2 separate regions of the Mus musculus genome follow, and region 1 is linked to region 2. The links are chromatin loops, found by intact Hi-C in ENCODE. Cell type or tissue: left cerebral cortex. All regions are shown on one strand.

Evidence for each region. Peaks named below come from ENCODE experiments on the same cell type or tissue, not always from the same donor. Only the 100,000 strongest peaks of a DNase experiment are listed, where the experiment ranks them.
Region 1: a loop joins it to region 2, with 2.1 times the contacts of the local background. A loop is called at or near these places in 2 of 42 quality-filtered maps.

What each region holds. Positions count from the first base shown.
Region 1 is chr1:9,572,025-9,574,524 of GRCm38, forward strand. The region is part of intron 13 of Adhfe1 (alcohol dehydrogenase, iron containing, 1); the gene reads left to right. The region is part of intron 3 of 2610203C22Rik (RIKEN cDNA 2610203C22 gene); the gene reads right to left. Among named protein-coding and RNA genes, the nearest start is that of Adhfe1, 25 kb to the left of the region's middle. In left cerebral cortex, a CTCF peak has its summit at 1,382 (motif pointing right); a DNase peak (open chromatin) is centred at 1,382.
Region 2 is chr1:9,628,894-9,631,393 of GRCm38, forward strand. It overlaps 2610203C22Rik (RIKEN cDNA 2610203C22 gene), which reads right to left and starts at 2,199. Exons shown (of 5, transcript NR_015470.1): 1 at 2,168-2,199. In left cerebral cortex, no CTCF peak of the experiment used is centred here; DNase peaks (open chromatin) are centred at 1,307, 1,529 and 2,255; H3K27ac peaks cover 2,500 bases.

The DNA.
Region 1 (2,500 bases), 57 kb before region 2:
TACCGTGCATGCTTGCACCCCCTCTTTCAGGTTTTTGGAGGAAGTATGAGTAGAACAGTTAATTCGTATGGTAATTGTATTATTTATTTGGATGTGTTTGAGACTGGATCTCACTATGTAGCCCAGGCTTGCCTTGATGATCCCCACGTTGACTCCTCAGGTGCTGGGATTTCCAGCAATCTCAGCCACCAATCTCAGCCCAGTTTTTAACTTCCTAATGCTCTGGTAAACTTTTCCATAGTGCCTGCACCATTTACATTTCTATTAACAACACAAAGGGTTCCAATTCTCTTCATCTTCTCCAGCACTTGTTAGTTTCCATTGTTTTTATAATGGCCCTCCCAGTGGGGTGAAGTGAGTTAGATTTCACACACACATACACACACACTCCAAAGGCTAAGAATACCGACCATCCTGTCCTGTACGGATTGGCCATTCATGTATTTTTCTTTAGAGAAATGGTTTTTTTTTTTTTTTCAAGTCTTTTGCTGATTTTGGGGTTGATTCATTTGGTATTTTGCTGTTGTGCTCTAAGAATAATTTTTATATTTTGGACATTAGCACATATACTGTTCCTTCAAGTGTTTTAGGGCTTATACCTGGAGCTTAACTACCTTCTGAGGAGAGACAGGAAACGGGCATCTGCAAGTGAGACATAAGAAGTTTAGATGTGATCACTGGCGGGGTGGGAAGCCTGAGAAGATGGAGAGAAATCCTGTGGGGACAATGTGGAGGGAACTCCAGTGAGGGTAGTCAGGTGGCTTGTGCGACATTCCCAACCCAGACATGGCAACTAGACAAGGATGAAGAGATGGGCTAAAATCTAAAAGAGATAGTGGATCTGGGTATGGTGGTGTGAGCTGTAACCCCAGCACTCAGGAAGTAGGGCAGAGGCATCCACAGTACAAGCCTGTGCTAAATAGTGAGTTTGAAGTCAGTCAGGGCTGCAATCTCTATCTGTCTCAATCGAACTCTGTCTCAATTGAACTAATAGGGAAAGTGAGACAGTGGGAGATGGAGTGCTGAGAAACAGAGCCAGACTAGGGAGACATCAGACATCATGATATTTGCAGGGAAGTGGGGTTTGGGGTAGAGAATTGAATCTCATATATCCCAAGATGGCCTCAAATGTGATATGTAACTGAGGACGGCCTTGAATTGCTGACCCACCTGTCTCTCCTGTGCTATGGGAGCCACCATACCTAGTTTCTATTGTAATGGAGATAGAAGCTGGGGCTTCTTGCTTGCCAGGCAAGTACTTTACCAACTGAGTTACATGGCAGCTCCATGATTTTGTTCTTATCACAAAGGGAAGTTATCCAGAGCTTAGAAACCCAGGTCACTGCTGTGGGGAAAGGAGATCTGGCTGTTTAGAGAATAACCACTAGGAGGCAATAGTGTAGCAAAAATGGAAACAGCTCATTGCAGGTCTCTGGTGCCTCAGAGATTGTGGTGCAAAGGGTTATAATTCATCTTCAAGGTGGGTCTGCAGGACTGGCTGGTAGACTAAACTGGCAGATCAAGGGAACCTGTGTGCAGAGATATCCTTGAGATACTTTTTGTCTGAACTACTGGGAGTCGTTTCTGAAATGAGGAAAATGGGAGGGCTGGGCAGTCAGCAGTCCATCCTGTATATGTGACCTCTCAGACGCCATTATCCACTCTCCCAACCACCTTCATCAACTCAGCAGCCAACTGTGCCCAGTACATTTACTGTATGTTAAACACTATGATGAGTCCGACCAGAGCAGGAGACACAGCAAGGCCTCTCTCCACCTGTGCTTGCCTGCAGAGGGGTAGACACCAAGCACCTGCTTATCATGAGAAACTAGACCACATGACCCATGAAAATGGAACCCACAAGATGTCATGTTTCTTCCTTTCATCTTGGTGGCAGATAGCCATCATCTTTTAGTCCCTTGTCCCAGAAGGATCATAGAGCCGATGAGAGAACTTATAGCCACAGGATATTGACATCACCAACTCCACCCATAAAGATCACTGGAGAAATTAAGCAAACCACTAAACTAGTTTGGAAAAGTAAATATAAACAGGGGTGGGAGGGGAAGGATTCCATGTTGTGCATGCCTAAACAGTCATGTCCTACAGAAAGTCCTTGTGGATGCGTCTGAAGACCAAGCTGTGAAGAACATGGTCTTGAGTTATTTTCTTAGCAGCACTGTACTGTCCTTGCCAGGGACAAGACTCTATACAGGGCAGCTGTTGACTGGCCCAGTTTGATAAGTATATGGGTTGGTTTGTTTCTGTACATTTGAACAGAAGACCAGAGCTGATGACTTTCCAAAGCCTCATGAGAAAGTTGTTCTTGATAAACCTGAGTTGGGAATTAGGCCAAACCACGCAGGAATATGGCTTGGGACCTGGAGGTGGAGAGTTTCTTTGCTCATCTGTTTTTTGAGCCAGAATCTTTCTATACATCCCAGGCTGGCCTTCAGTTCATGATTCCCCTGGCCTTGCCTCTCAAGTGCTGGGTTATAGA
Region 2 (2,500 bases):
CCAAGAGCACACATGTTCCCCAGATGCCAACCTTTAGATAAAGACAAGAGGCAGCACAAACTATGCAAATTGTTTCTTGGTACCACCCAGGACTAGCTCAAACCAAATCTAATCAGTGAGAGCAAGCTTGTTTCTCTCTGTTGTCCCCTCAGCTCAGCAACTTTCCATAAACACACACACACACTTTTCAGTTCCCTTCCTTGTTTTCCCCACACCTCTCACCCTTTGACCTCAGTAGGGCCTCAGACCCCAATACTCTGACCAGCCAGGACTGTCATCTCCTCCACCCAAAGTCTTGGGTATCCCGTGCTCTGCACTTCAAACGTGACAACGAGAACTTGAGTGGCTGTAGAACCTCATGCAGATTTCTGAGTTCACTTTCTTCATTGGTTGAAAAAGAAAATATCCTACCTGCCTCCTTGTCCCAGAAATGATTAAACAAAATTACCTGGGCCAATATGCAGCTGATTTGTATTAGTGTGGCTACTCAAGTGAGACTATTGGAGCACTTCCACAGTAGCTAAAAATGCCTGGGACTACCCTGAGCCTCCCTCCATGTTGTCCCTGGTTACTGAGCCCCTCCCTTAGGGTTCTCACCAACTTCTCTGTGGATAATAGTCTTGGGCAATACCCTACAGGCTTGAAGGATGGAAGGCTCCATTAGTATTATGACCAGTATTCATCCTTGCCAGCCATTTGCCCAGGTTCTGCCAGTTCTTAAAAGCTGGACTGTCCTAGAGACAATGCATTAGAATGTACCTGTCTTATAGGCTAAAGTATAGGCCACACAAGCATGAAATGGATCGGAGCAAGAAGGGGTTGCCCTTTACGTTGTTGTGGGTCATATAAACCTTAGGGATTGGAGAGATGAATCTGAGACTCAATTTGAGACTAGAAAGTAAGATTTTAAATTCTTTGCACTCCCACAGCCTAACACCCTTCTGAAGCAAATGTCCTCTATAAAGAAGACAGGAAACTGTTAGCAGGGTCCCCTGCCATTCAGCCCAAGAGCTGTGAACCCCTGACAGTGTAGAAACTGCTGCCAAGTGAGAAGCCGGGTGCCAGACCCCACCTCACAGTGGTGAGCCTCCTTGCTGCCTGAGTTTCTTTGAACCTCTATTTTGCATTCAAATTAAATTACCTACCCGATCTACCTCACCGGCTGATGAAAACTCAACAGAGCCCAAGCCTAACCGGGCTTTGCAAATTGTGAATTGCATTAACATATGGTGTGATAATCCGCCCCATTCAGAAGAAGCAGGGACGGGTGGCGAGCAGTGAGTGATTCAGCCAGCCAGGCAGGAACTGAAAATAGAATCATTTCCTGAGCCAGGGTCCAGGGTTCTCTCTCAGAAGAAGGTGGGCAGGGGAAGGGCTCCAGGGCGGCTGAACACAAGGCTCTCCATTTCCCACTGTAGCATTTGGGCTGATCCTGCAGCCCCAGGTGGTCACCCAGTGTGCCAGGTCAGTCCGGGCCAGTGACCCTTGCTTGGCTCAGAAGCAAGATGTGGGTGGTGACGACTCTTTTGAATTCAAAAGAGTCTACTTGCTGCCAACTGCTGCCTTTGGCCTCCTGCCTGCATTCCCTACCAGCAAAATTAGTCCTCAACTGAAACCTACAAAGTGCATTGGCTTAGGAGACCACAGGCTTTTGTCTGTCTGCTCCAACTCGGAGGAAGAAGGCCCAGCCCTGCTCATTTAGCCTCACTAGACTTCAAACCAGACCCTAGGACTAAAGTGCTCCTGAGGAGTCAGGTCTGATGGGAAGCTTGCTTGGTAAGGTATAACCAGGCAGAGATTTGGTACTTCATAAATAAGCCCTCTGCACCACATTCTTGTTATTCATGCAGGCCAAGTAAAGCAAGACAATAACTCAAGAAACAGTGACCTCACCAGGAAAGCAGGCTATGTAGTCTCACACACAAGCCTCACGGCCATAAATCCAGGAGACTATTCCATGAAAATTCTCTGTCCTTGCAGAGGAGCAGGGACAGTGTGGAGGCAGGGAGGAGAGAGCCCTCTTATCTACAGAGATCTCCCTTTATGCCTCAGAAATGAAAGGACACTTCTCTCTCTCTCTCTCTCTCTCTCTCTCACACACACACACACACACACACACACCCACACACACAGGTGGACCTGTACCCTTGTCACTTTGTAGACATACCAGAAGGAATTCAAAGCTGCTTGTCATCTTCGTCCTCTTCGTTCTCTAGGGCCTGTCCAGGCTCTTGCCAGCAGACTGCTCTGCAGCTGGATGCTATTGTAAACTATGCTTCCGCATCTGTGTCATGCTCTTCCTTAGGAGAGGGCTAAAGATGGAGCTCAGGGGAAGTAGGAAGAGGAAAGATGCTTCCTGTTCTGGCTACTTACTCTCTGCTCTCCCAGCCCAAGGAGGAGTGTAAAAGGCTCTATTCCTAGCCTCTGAATCCTCAGGTTAAAGCTACAGATCTTCTGGGATTCCTCTCTGGGTTCAGTGGACTGTTGCATGTGAAGACAG